Linked DNA regions of Homo sapiens: region 2 is linked to region 1. Evidence: chromatin contacts called from ENCODE Hi-C data. All regions are on one chromosome and are shown on one strand. Each heading gives the region's core, a stretch centred on a gene start or an enhancer-like site at or near the end of the contact. The rest is flanking DNA. Distances are from core to core; before and after follow the strand shown. Region 1 has its middle 8.5 kb from the start of LINC01227. Region 2 overlaps PLCG2 (phospholipase C gamma 2).

Evidence for each region. A loop is a pair of places that touch in the nucleus more often than their neighbours do. Pooled maps may share reads with other maps.
Region 2: a pooled map shows a loop between it and region 1 (6-fold over the local background). The contact joins two enhancer-like sites. A Hi-C loop is called at or near these places in 2 of 37 single-sample maps with no recorded cell type and 2 of 50 pooled maps.

Annotation. Positions count from the first base shown.
Region 1 is chr16:80,577,849-80,584,676 of GRCh38, forward strand. No RefSeq gene overlaps it. Among named protein-coding and RNA genes, the nearest start is that of LINC01227, 8.5 kb to the left of the region's middle. RefSeq lists an enhancer at 2,329-2,818. Within about 2 kb of position 2,808, at least 3 of the 41 ENCODE cell types and tissues checked have a DNase peak (open chromatin) inside an H3K27ac peak, as active enhancers do.
Region 2 is chr16:81,795,403-81,802,230 of GRCh38, forward strand. The region is part of intron 2 of PLCG2 (phospholipase C gamma 2); the gene reads left to right. Among named protein-coding and RNA genes, the nearest start is that of PLCG2, 20 kb to the left of the region's middle. RefSeq lists enhancers at 2,243-2,292, 2,343-2,762, 3,033-3,642. Within about 2 kb of position 3,614, at least 12 of the 41 ENCODE cell types and tissues checked have a DNase peak (open chromatin) inside an H3K27ac peak, as active enhancers do.

The sequences.
Region 1 (6,828 bases), core at 1,558-4,057:
GTTACTTCCCCACACAGTTTTGCACTACTCGGCAAGGCCACAGCGAGGGGGGTATGAGCTCTTCAGGGTCTTGGTACACCCCTGCCACAGACCCTCCCCGGGTTATCACCCTGGTGCATCAGAGTGTAAAGACTCCACAAGGAATTCTGAAATCACCAATGATCTGCTGAGGTGAGAGCTGCCAGGGAAGGGAGAGGGTATTTATAAACCTGGCGCTGGTGACTGAGCCCTTAGGAAACTGAGAGAGAGCAGCTTTCCTGCCCCGCAGGGAAACCAAAGAGGAAAAACACCAACAGGCTTCAACTTTGGGCTCGAGTCAAAAGCCACTGAGGGTGCATCCAGGTCCCCTTCTAAATTTAGAACATTCAGCCAAACCATTTCTCCAGCTCACCGAGCGTCTTTTCCCTTGGCTGGGGAAAGCCAGGGGGCTTCTGAAAGCCAGGGACACAGATGGGAGGTCAGATCCAAACCTGCTTTGCCTCCATTTTTGTTTCCATTGCACTGGGGCCAAGACACTCCAGGCCTTTCTCATGCCTGAGACAGGAGAGTGGGGTATAAAGCAATTTGAAGTCAGAGAGGATGTTCAAATGTTGGCACTGGCTGCTGATTCTAACCAGCCTAAGATCTCAGACTAGCATCTTAAGCTTCCTGTATCTCATTTCCTTCATCTATAAGGTAAGAAAACCTTGGGCAGGTGACTTTTACCCAGGTGAGTCTTCATTTCATCACCTCTTACAACAGGAAAGGAAGGCTTCCCAGGTATCTTCTAGTCCCCAACCCTCAGTTTCCTTATATTTCTTTTTCTTTCTTTCTTTCTTTCTTTCTTTCTTTCTTTCTTTCTTTCTTTCTTTATTCTTTCTTTCATTCTTTCTTTCTTTCTTTCCTTCTTCTTTCTTTCTTTCTTTCTTTCTTCTTTCTTTCTTTCTTCTTTCCTTCTTCCTTCCTTTTCTTTTTTTTTTGAAGGTGTTTCACTCTTGTTGCCCAGACGGGAGTAGTACAATAGCATGATCTCGGCTCACTGTAACCTCCGCCTCCTGGGTTCAAGCGATTCTCCTGCCTCAGCCTCCCGAGTAGCAGGGATTACAGGCATGCACCACCATGCCTGGCTAATTTTGTATTTTTAGTAGAGATGGGGTTTCTCCATGTGGTCAGGGTGGTCTCGAGCTCCCGATCTGAGGTAATTCACCCACCCCAGCTTCCCAAAGTGCTGGGATTACACGCTTGAGCTACCTTGCCTGGCCAATTTCCCTATATTTCACAGGAGAGCAAGACTTACTAGATATCTTCCAGTCCCCAAGCCTCAGTTTCCCTATCTTTCACAGGGAAAAATTACGACTCAGAAAAATTCCAAGAGGGTTAAGTACAATGGCAAGCCAAGAGTGCCTAGCCCAGGGACATATGGTGACACTCAATCCATGTGGGTAGAACCAAGATGGAAACTAGAATCTGCAAGTCTCTATTCTGAGTCTCTCTTTCTCTCCTTCTTTTTTTAATAACTTCAACACACGTATTTAAACATTGCCTATGTGATCCCCAGCCCTATTATTAGTCCAGAGATAAAAACAGGGGTCAGAGCAATTGTAATCAAAAGCCATTTCTCTATCCCCGACCCTGGTGCTATGGTGTGAATTTTTGTGTTCCCCTAAAATTCCTATGTTGAAATGTAACTGCCAAGGTGATGGTATTAGGAGGCGGGGCCTTTACGAGTTGATTAGGTTATGAGGGCAAATCCACCATGAATGGAATCAGTGCCCTTATAAAATAGGCCTGAGAGAGCTCCCTGCTCCTTCCATCATGTGAGGACGCAGTGAGAAGGTGCCATCTGAGAAAGTAGGCTCTCACCAGACATAAAATCTACTGGTGCCTTGATCTTGGACTTCCCAGCCTCTAGAACTGTGAGCAATGGATTTCAGTGGCTTATAGGCTACCCAGTTTATGGTATTTTGTTATAGCGGCCTGGATGAATTAGTACTATCTCCTTCATTAATAATAATAATAATAATAGCTAAAAGCAATTGAGCACTTACTATGTACAGACATTGGGTTAAGACTTTACATAAATTATATAATTAAATCAATTACCAATGGTTTATATATATGTCAGAACCTAGGGTCATTTGATACAACAATAAAAATATAAAATAGCAACAGCAATACAAAAACTTTCCTTCTCTGACTTAATCTTCCCATTATCCCCACTATATGCTACCAGGGGCATCACACATCAGCTCAAGAACAAGCCCCTTTTAGGTATTCCATGGAGCCTGCCATATAGTCCTGCTCACCAGCTCCAGCGCCATCTCTCTGTGGAAGCGTCCATTGCTGTTCCCAAAGCCCCACTGCACTGCACTATGTCCTCTAGCTTGACGCCATCATGGGCTCCAACAACCACCCCTGGTGGGAAAGTACCTATCCCCACTCGGGCTACATCCTGTTTCCCTGGTTAAAAAACACCACGGCTCTGTGCTTGCAGCGCCTCACCAAGTTTTGATATGAAGCAGCTCTTTGGTTCTGTGCTCAGGTTTTACCATAGCTGCCTTGCTCTAGGGGGAGTTCAGTGGGGAAGCGCCTTCCTCAGATATGGACCTCTGTTCTTGCAGCAAGCTTTTGGCCTGGATTCAATCTTCCTTCAGAATGTTTCTTTCCCAGGAGACCCTGAGCAAAGAATCTCCATGAGGCCATCCCATCATCTTCTAGACAGGCCCAGGCATTTCTGACTCCTGCGGTGAACACAATAGTTTGTGCTTCCCAGCTGGGACTCACACTCAGAAGATCAAGCTTCTGGCCAGCCATGTAGCGACTCAAAGCTTGTGGTTGTCTTCTTAGTACTGGGTTGGTTTTGAAATGACTCATCCACAGCGTCTGGCTGCTTTTTGTGAGAAACTTTGTGCATTGTTGAGGCAAATGGTTAGCATGAGGGGTTCATCTCTGCTCATGATGATTGTTCAATACATGCTCAATGATTTAGACTAAATTTCACTCATGCATTCATCAAATATGTATGAGCTTCTGCTCTGTACACCCTACAATGGCCCTAGGATGGCATTTGGAGACACTGATGTGCAAAACATAGTCGCATAGCTGAAAGGGTCAGATATTCATTTATTCAAAAAATGGGCACAAAAATGTACAAAATGCAAAAAATATCTTCCCTTGTGGAACTTGCATTTGAGCATGAATAAGTACATGCAATGAAGTACCAAGTGGAGCTGCTATCAGAGAACTCTGGAAGAATACAACAGGGTGAAGAAGAGGAATGATTAATTCTATGTGGAGAGGGGAGGAGGATCAGGGAAGGCTCCTGGCGGTGGGGGAGAGGGGTGATCCCTGAGTGAAGTCTTGATAGAATAATAGGTATTAATAGGTTTTGAAGACAAGGACACAGTGTAAACAAAGGAATGGGACTGCTGGCTGGTAGGGGAAACCAAGAGTAGATTGTAGAAGTTGGAACATTGAGTACAGGGAGAAGAAGGAGTGGCATCATGAGAAGAGATGAGGTCTATGAAGACCTCAAAATGAGAACTTCTAGTCCGTGGTTCCCTAGGAAACTGAGCCCGAGGGTAAAGCTTTCCAGGGAGTGCAATCCCTGGGAAGTAGAAATGAGGGAAAGGGGGAGTAAGTAAGGGAGGCACTGGGAGCAAATAGAAGGATGTCATTACCCAACTGGTCATGACTTGGTGACAAGATGATCTCTTTGGCTTTACCAGGCATCTTTGCAGAGAACGTGAGAAAGATTGCATCTCTGAAACATCCATCTAAGCGAGGGAAGACAGGGGACTTTACACAAGGCTTCCATAAGGCATTGGTCAACATTTGCCCCATAGGTGATTAACTCCTGCACTTCTGATGTGTAAGCACTGGGCATGTGGGAACACCAGGTGGATCATGTAGTGTCTTGCACCTGGAGGAAGCCCCTGGGCAGGAGAAAAGAGGGCCATGCAGGCTCATGGCCGGAGAGACCCTAACAGTAACTGGGATTTGGAGCAACAGTAGAGGCATGCTCCTCCCTTTGTAATTCAGGCCCAGCTGACGAGCATTAACATCAACACAGACCTTAAGACTGACAGAAAAGACTCTTTAAGTCTGATAAGAAACATGTATATCTATTCTCTCTGAAGCCTACTACCTGGCTTCCCCACCTGCTGCCTCAACAACCTGGCTATAAAACTAGGGAACAATATAAGACGCTGCTAGGGCTGCCCCAGCTAGAAAGCAAGGCAAGTGCTCAGATACAGGATGGTATTTAAACTGAATCTGGTACAAAGCCTTCAATGGATTTTAATCTGTAGAGTAATGTATTCGAATTTGTGTTTTTAAAAGACCACTCCTGGATTTCTCAAAGAACTGAAAGTAGATCTGCTATTTGATCCAGCAATCCCACTACTGGGTATCTACTCAAAGGAAAAGAAATCATTATATAAAAATGATATCTGCTCATATGTTTATCACAGCACTATGCACAGTAGCAAAGATAGGGAATCAACCTAAATGTCCATCAACCAATGAGTGGATAAAGAAAATATGGCATGGATATACATATGTACGTATATACCATATAAAAGTGGTGTATACACACACACACACACACACACACCAAGGAAAACTACTCAGCCATTTAAAAAAAGAGTGAAATAATGTCTTTTGCAGCAACTTGGATGGGACTGGAGGCCATTATCCTAAGTGAAGTAACTCAGGAATGGGAAACCAAATACCGCATGTTCTCACTTATAAGTGGGAGCTAAGTTATAGGTACACAAAAGCATGCAGAGTGGTATAATCACATTAGAGACTCAGAAGGAGGAAGGGTGGGAGGGGGGTAAAGGATGAAAAAAAATCACCTTTTGGGCACAATGTAGTAGTGTGATGCGTACCCAAGTACTCATCACACTACTCAGGAGATGATTACACTAAAAGCCCAGACTTTACTACTGTATAATTCGTCCACGTAACAAAAAACCACTTGTACCCCTAAAGCTATTAAAATAAAAACATTTAATAATAAAAAATTTTAAATTAATAAAAAGACCACCCCAGCTGCAGAGTAAAGAATGGGTTTCGAGTTTCCCAAAGAGTGCTCCATGCACCAATGGAGATATTTCAAAGTATTTTATGTCTTTATGTTGTGCACAGGTTTATTTTACTAGCTAAGTTTTTAGAAAATGTATGTGTATATGTTTTACAGGTGTTTATGTAGACAGTACAATGTTAGATTTTATATAATAAATGCAGTCAATGTAAACAAACGTGCAAGGTTGAATACTACAGATGGGAGAGAGATGTGGACAAAATCAAAAAGGTAAAGTTTAGGAAATGCTGGATTAGACTGAAGGGTAGGTGACCAGCTAGGAGAGAGAATCAGGAGATAAAATGAAAGAACCTACCATGATAGGAATGAGAGGAAGGGATAGATAAGAACAATGTTGAGGAGTCAGGTTTCAAAGGACTTGGTCGTTAACTGGATATAGGAGCCTGAGAGAAAGATTAAAATTCAACGATGCTTTAGCAATAAGAAGGTAAAGGATTCATGGAAGGTCAGATGCAGAACTTCACCCCTTCAACTCTGTGTCCCAACCCCATGGGTTCATTAGACAGAGGATGAGCTGCTGATTTGCCAACCAAGAGCTCCAAAGCCAGATGTGCATGCCCTACGTGTGCTTCAGATGAAGAAGTGTGGACCTCAGTGTGGACCTTCGGAAATGGTGAGGACTGTCTGGGCCGGAGAAGAGCAAACACAGCAGTGGCACAATGGCAACCAGCTGATGAACCATTCTTGTGGGAAACAACCCCAGCCACTTGGATCCCAGCCTGGTGAGTCAGCACCCAGGCTACTGCTTGCCACCCACCAAGAAATGCACATGTTTGGAAATTTGATGACATCTGGAGTTTCAGTCTTAATCAGGCTGGTTTTGGCATTTCCTTTCCAGGCATGGAGCTGTTTCTGGGTATTTTTCAAAATTGTCTATAGGGAATGCCATAGAAAAACCCCTAAACTGAATCTTGCTAGAGCCACACCTTGCAATTCCACGACTTTTGCACATTTATCTAATGATTTGCCGAGTAGCCACACCAACAAAGGACAGAGCAGAGACTGTAAAGGGATGGAGCCAAGCTGTACCTAGGCAGAAAAGTTTCCCCACCTGCTGCCTCACGCCCATCTCTGCTGTGTACCAGGTGTAAACTAAAAATAAAATTCTAAGCCCCTCAACCATCTGAACGGACCCCTCCCCTTGGCCAAGGGCGTTCTAAAGTTAGCCTGAAAAACTAATGCAGGCCATCATGGGAAGCAGGAGTTGGACATGCTCCTGCCTTTGGAGTTCAGGCCCAGCTGACCAGTATTAACATCAACACAAACCTTAAGACTGATAGAAAAGACTCTTTAAGTCTGATAAGAAATATGTACATCTATTCTCTCTGAAGCCTACTACCTGGAGGCTTCAACTGCATGATAAAAGCCTGGTCTCCACAACCCCTTATTTAACTCAGACATTCCTTTCTATTGATTCCAAGTCTTTAGACAATAACTTAACTCTTTCCATCAACTGTCAATCAGAAGATCTTTGATCTACCTATGACCTGGAACTACCCCTCCACCCCAACCACCACCACCTCACCCCACCCCCTCACTCCCTCATTTTCACTTCTAGTTGTTCCACCATTCTGGACCAAACCAATGTACAGCTTACATGTATTAATTGATGTCTTATGTCTTCCTAAAATGTATAAAACCACGTTGTAGCCCGACCACCTTGGGCACATGTTCTCAGGATCTCCTGAGGGCTCCGTCATGGGTCATGGGTCACTCATATTTGGCTCAGAATAAATCTCTTC
Region 2 (6,828 bases), core at 2,364-4,863, 1.2 Mb after region 1:
CATAGCAACAAAGCTTTCCTATTAGTGAAGGTAGCCTAATTGCAGTAACAAGTTATTTCTTCCTGTAAGTTTATCTCTCACTCACTCAAATCATGATCCAGTGGGATTGGGGGTGGGACTCTGCTGTCTGATCACAATGGGACTCTGTGCTATCATCTCCAAAGGTGTTGGAGGCTACCGCAGGATCCTTTGTGTGACCACTGCATGGAGGAAGAGGAAGAGCAGAGGATGGCTCAGGAGGTTGGAGGTTTCTATGGGCCATACCTGAAGTGGATGTACCTGTTTCCTCCCACCTGCTTTTTTTTTTTCTCCCCAAGAGATGGGGTCTTGCTTATTGCCCAGGCTGGAGTACAGTGGTGTGATCACAGCTCACTGCAGCCTTGAACTCCTCGGATCAAGTGATCCTCCTGCTTTGGCCTCCCAAAGAGCTGGGATCACAGGCATGGGCCACTGTGCCCGGCCCCCTCCCACCTTCTATTGAACAGAATTTGGCATGTGACCAAGTGCAAGGGATGCTGGGAAACATGCCCTAGCCGCATGCTAGAAGAACAGGGCCTAAGTTGGGGGGCATCCTTCCAGGCTTTTCTGTAACCCCTAATTTTGGAGGGTACAGAGGCAGCTCTAGGTGCCCCAGTGAAGGCTGATAAGCAGGTTGATGGTAAGGGTTTGGGAGTCTTGTAGGAATCCAGGAGAATGAACAGTCTCATCGCTGGGCTGCATGGAAAGGGAAGTGGTGAGCCACTGGCACTGAGGACTTTCCTGTCTGTAACTAGAGCTGCTGATGGTGATGTCTCTTAGACAGCCTCATCTGCCCTCTTGGGTTTCTCTCACAGATGTGGCCCTCCCCTCCCCAGCACAGACTGTCTCCAAACCTTGGCTTTTTCTGTTGCTGCCACATCAGTGACAGCTTTGGTTTTGCAACCTCCCAAGGATGGACCCCTGAGAGAGAGGCCTCCTATGGGCCATGCCTTTTAAAGCCAGCACACATGAGCAGGCTGCTTTGGAGATCAGTATCCTTTGGCACGGCCAGCCTTTCCTGGGCATAGGGGTGGATTGGAGGTGGTCTCCTGTAAGAGGACATCGTCTGGCTCCCGGGCTGTGGGCAGTGGTGGGTGCCTGTTACGGATTGAATTGTCCTTACCAATTTCATATGTCAAGGTCCTAATCCCCATACTCAGAATGTGATCTTATTTGGAAAGAGGGTCTTTGCAGATGTAATTAGTTGAGATGAAATCATAATGGAATAGAGTGGGCCCTAATCCAATATGACTGGTTTCCTTATGAGAAGAGGAGAGAGAGACACAGGGAGAGAAGGCCATGTGAAGACAGATACAGAAATCTGAGTCATGCATCTGCAAGCTAAGGAACACCAGGGGTGCTCCCTCAGGAGGAACCAGCCTCGCCAACACTTTGATTTTGGACTTCTGGTCTCCAGAACTGTGAGACAAACTTCTGTTGTTTCGGCCATCCAATTTTTGGTATTTCATGAGTGGCAGGCCTAACACACAAATACACTCTCATGTAACAGGGGCCTGAGGGCAACGGGGTGAGTACAGGGATTGACCTACCCATTCAGCCACTGATACTATGGATGGGTTGTGGTTTGTCATAACGGAATTTAAGAGGCGTTGCTTTCTTCCACGTGTCATGTTATTTTCTAGCTGCGTTGGTTCTGGCCTGGGCCCTGAGGGTGTAAGAGGGAATACAGTGTAGTGGGTAAACGAGGGAGGCAGCATTTGTCCCTCAAAATAGCACCAAGTTCTGGGAATGCAGGTATATTTGGAGTTCCTGACAAGTCAGTGCAGGTCCAACGTCTTAGGGATTGTGCTGAGTTGGGGGAGGGATCTAGTTAAAGATGTCCCTTGGTGAATCATTTTTGAAAAAAAAAAAATTATCTCCACTACCTGTCCCCTAGTCTGTCTTAGATATAAATGCGGGTTTTTGTATATCAGGCTCGCAAAATTATGTGTCTTGATTTGTCTTGGGAGAGATTTAGGTGCTGTGCAGTTTGGGGTTGAAATCAGAAATCCTGGGGTTGACTTTTCCTGCTTTCATGCAAGGCCCGATCTTGGGGCCAGGCCTTCGGTAGTCCTGACCCACAGACTAAGAGTGCTGGGAGGCCAGGGACCCTGTCTGTTCTGTTCATAAGGGGGACTTCCCAGCACCTGGCCCATATCTGGCCTGTGGCTGGTGCTCCTCAGATACCTGGTTAACAGATGAATCAGGAAAAGGCCCTGGCTGCCCCTTTCAGCCTCGGACTTCCGGTTTCTTCCTAACCATGGCAGCAGTATCTGGGGTTGAGATAGGGCACCTCTGTGACAACTTCCTCTTTAACCATACACCGTGGTTCCACTCGTGGTCCTGGCACTTAGTGACTGTGTGACCTTAGGCAATCTACTTGGCCTCTTTGAGTCTCAGTTTTCTTTTTTCTTGTCTTTTTTTTTTTTGAGATGGAGTCTCACTCTGTCCCCAGGCTGAAGTGCAGCGGCACAATTTCAGTTCACTGCAACCTCTGCCTCCCGGGTTCAAGCAATTATTCTGCCTCAGCCTCCTGAGTAGCTGGGATTACAGGTACCCTCCACCTCACCTGGCTAATTTTTGTATTTTTAGTAGAGATGGGGTTCCACCATGTTGACCAGGCTGGCCTTGAACTTCTGACCTCAAGTGATCTGCCTGCATTGGCCTCCCAAAGTGTTGGGATTACAGGTGTGAGTCACCGCGCCTGGCCTGAGTCTCAGTTTTCTTATCTATAAGATGGGGTAATAGTGGAGCTTACCCCATCAGATCACTGGGAGGATTCAGTTTGTAAGTGATTGTCACAAGTCCAGTATGTACTTAACACAGGGTGCCTCCCAGCCATGCTGCCATATGTCTCCTCAGGCAGCAGGTGCCTGCATTTGTGTTTGCGTGGGGGACATGGGACAGGCTGAGACATAGCTCGCATGTGTAGGGGGTGTCCTCCTCCTGCTCTTCTGTAGCACACAGCTAGGGGTCCTCTGGGGTTAAGTGCTCTTGGACCTGAGCCTGGATATAAAAGCAGCCCAGTGCTTCTGGGAGGCTGGGGAGGCCTGGGCTTGGAGAAGGAGCGTCGACAGGGTGAAGGTGAAGTTCTGGAAATAGAAACAGTGATGATACCACATCACAGCCTGGGGGCCACTCCACTGTCACAGGGCTGTTGGGAAGAAGCTGTAAGGTGCTGCTTTCATCTATACAAGTTGTGCTGGAGGCCAGGGGTAGGCGTGAGTTTTGGGAGGTGAAGTATCTGTGTGTGTGAAGGATTCTGTTTTGAGAAAGAAGGAAATGGGAACTTACTAATTTGTAGAATGGAAACTAGCAAAATTAGGCAAGGCATGGTGAGAGCATGTGCAGCAGGAAGAGGAGACCCCGCAGAGCTCAGAAGAGGTGGAGGAGGGGCTGGCCTCCCCGGCCTCAGGACTTCAGGGATCCCACTGCGTCTTCTCTGCTCCTGCTTCGGCTGGATTTCACCGGCCAGGTGTCTCTCTCCCCAGCACTACCAGCCACTCCAGGATGTCCCTGGCCTGCCACCAGCCTCCACCAGTGGGAAAAGCCCCTACACCAGGTAGTAGCATGACTGAAGGAGGGCCCGTGTCCCTGGGGAGGCAAGAAGGGCCCAAGCCCAGCGTGGCGCAGAGTGAACGTTACGCCAGTTTCCTGTTTAGACAGCTCTGAGCTGCTTCCCTCTGGCCTTGCATATTTCTCCTAATTAAAACAACTGCTTTTTCCCCCTCATTATAGAAGTACTATGTGTTCATTGGTAGACACATTTTAACCTACTTCTGGGTGAGAAAAACAACCCCTTAGCCCCCGCCACCCCCCTACCCAGAGAGATGGTGTTAACACCTGGTGTACCACCTTCCAAATCTTTTTGTCCAACAAAACTTTATTCACAAGACATTTTCACAACATGCGACCCTTTTGTAATGTACTTTAGTAATCTGCCTTTTTCATTTTGTACTACTTTGTGACCATGTTAGTATTATTAACTAATTTATTTTAGTTAATGAATTAATTAATTTTTTGAGGCAGGGTCTTGCTCTGTCACCCAGGTTGGTGTGCAGTGGTGTGACCATAGGTCACTGTAGCCTTGAACTCCTGGCCTCAAGAGATCCTCCCATCTTGGCCTCCCAAAGTGCTGGGATTACAGGTGCAAGCCACTGAGCCTGGCCTGTTATTAATTTTTTTTTTTTTTTTTTGAGACAGAGTCTCGCTCTATTGCCCAGGTGCAATGGCACCATCTTGGCTCACTGCAAGCTCCGCCTCCCAGGTTCACACCATTCTCCTGCCTCAACCTCCCGAGTAGCTGGGACTACAGGCGCCCGCCACCACACTTGGCTAATTTTTTTGTATTTTTAGTGGAGATGGGGTTTCACCGTGTTAGCCAGGATGGTCTCGATCTCCTGACCTCGTGATCCTCCCACCTTGGCCTCCTAAAGTGCTGGGATTACAGGTGTGAACCACTGAGCCCAGCCTGTTATTAACTATTTTAAATGTCGATGTTGGTTTAAAAAATAATATGACAGACCCCACATACTCAAGAGCAAGGGATCCAGGGTCTGACTGCCTGGGTTCAGATCTTGGCTATGCCACTTATCCCATTTGTGGCCATGGACAAGTTACTTAACTTTTCATTGCACTCATCTGTAAAATAGGATAATAATGGTACCTATTACACTGGACTCTCATGAGGATTAGGGGAGTTAATTATGTATCATACTTTGGGTATCATAGTACCTGGCAAATATCCCAAGCACTCTATAAGAGCTACTATTGCTATTATTATTGTTTAAATTTACTTTTATTGTAAGTTCTGGGATACATGTGCAGAATGTGTGGGATACATAGGTAAGCGTTTGCCATCGTGGCTTGCTGCACCTATCAGCTCATCACCTAGATATTAAGCCCTGCATGTATTAGCTATTTATTCTGATGCTCTCCTCCATCCTTACCCTGCTCCCCAACAGGCCCTGGTGTGTGTTGTTCTCCTCCCTGTGTCCATGTGTTCTCATTGATCAGCTCCCACTTATGATTGAGAACATGCAGTGTTTGGTTTTCTGTTCCCGTGTTAGTTTGCTGAGGATGATGGCTTCCAGCTTCATCTATGTCCCTGCGAAGGACACGATCTCGTTCCGTTTTATGGCTGCATAGTATTCCATGGTGTATATGTACCATATTTTCTTTATCCAGTCTATTGTTGATGGGCATTTGGGTTGATTCCCTATCTTCGCTATTGTGATACTATTGCTATTATTATTATTATTATTATTATTGTTATTTCCAACCCTCTATGATAGGCAGAATAAACGCTCTCTGCTCCCAAGATGCCCTTGTCTTAATCCCTGGAGCCTGTGAATATATTACTCTATACGGCAAAATGCTCCTTGCAGATTGAACAGATCTTGAGATGGGGAGATGATCCTGGATTATCTGGGTGGATATGATGAAATCACAAAGGTCCTTGCAGGAGGGAGGCAGGAGGGTCAGAGTCAGAGTGAGACTGGAAGATGGCACCAGCTGGCTCTGAAGATGGAGGAAGGGGCCATGAATCAAGGAATGCAGGTGGCTTGTGCAAGCTGGAAAAGGCAAAGGAACTCATTCTCCCCTAGAGGGTCTGGAGAAAGCTTGTCCCAGTGATGCCTTGATTTTAGCCCCATGAGACTCATGACTTTTGCTCGTCTCCAGAGCTGCAAGATAATCAATTTGAGTAAAGCTATTATGCATGTGGGAATTCAGTAGCGTAGCGATTGAGAATAAATAACCCCCAACCCCGCAACCAACTTAGATGAGTTGTGATGTTTGCTTTGGATCTTTTTTGTTTTTAAGAAATAAAATATAGTTAAGTTCTCATAAGTACCCTTCCCTCCCTAGAGAAATCAGTATCATGATTTAATAATTATAATTCCCATTTCAAAAATTTTCATCCATGATTAACATATAATATGTTTTGCAGGTCTTTACATAAAAGACACTGCGTGGTGTGTATCCCTCAAGCAACTTGCATGTTTTTGCTTGACCTTGTGAAGATTTTCCATGTTGATGTAGCTTTATTTTAACATCCATGAGCAATTTCACTCAACAGTACAGCACGATAGATTGATCTGTCCTGTCAATGCTGGACATTTAGGTTGTTTCCAATCATGATACTCCCGATTCCAGCAAACACGTCTTCGCTATTGTTTGAAATTACTATAGGATTCTACCTTATTTTTTAAAAACCTATCTCCCATTTTTTCGATATTAGATAGTTGTTTTTTATTTTCTTTAATTTTTTTTTTCTTGAGGTGGTGTCTTGCTTTGTCACCCAGGCTGGAGTGCAGTGGCACAATCTCAGCTCACTGCAACCTCCGCCTCCAGGGTTCAAGCGATTCTCTTGCTTCAGCTTCCCCAGTAGCTGGGATTACAGTTGTACACCACCACGCCTGGTTAATTTTTGTACTTTTAGTAGAGACGGGGTTTCACTATGTTGGTCAGGCTGGTCTCGAACTCCTGACCACAAGTGATCCACCCACCTCAGCCTCCCAAAGTGTTGGGATTACAGGCATCAGCCATCACACCTGGCCAACATTTCATTTTGAAATGGCTTCCAAAAAATCTGTGGCTGTGCAGAGGTGCCCACCAACATTCTGTCTGGAATGAAAAAACTAGAAGTTAGCTCCTTCAGGTGAGTACAGTCTTTTTTTTTTTTTTTTTTTTTTTTTTTTTTTTTTTTTTGAGACGGATCTCGCTCTTTCGCCCAGGCCAGAGTGCAGTGGCGCTATCTTGGCTCACTGCAAGCTCCGCCTCCCGGGTTCACACCATTCTCTTGCCTCA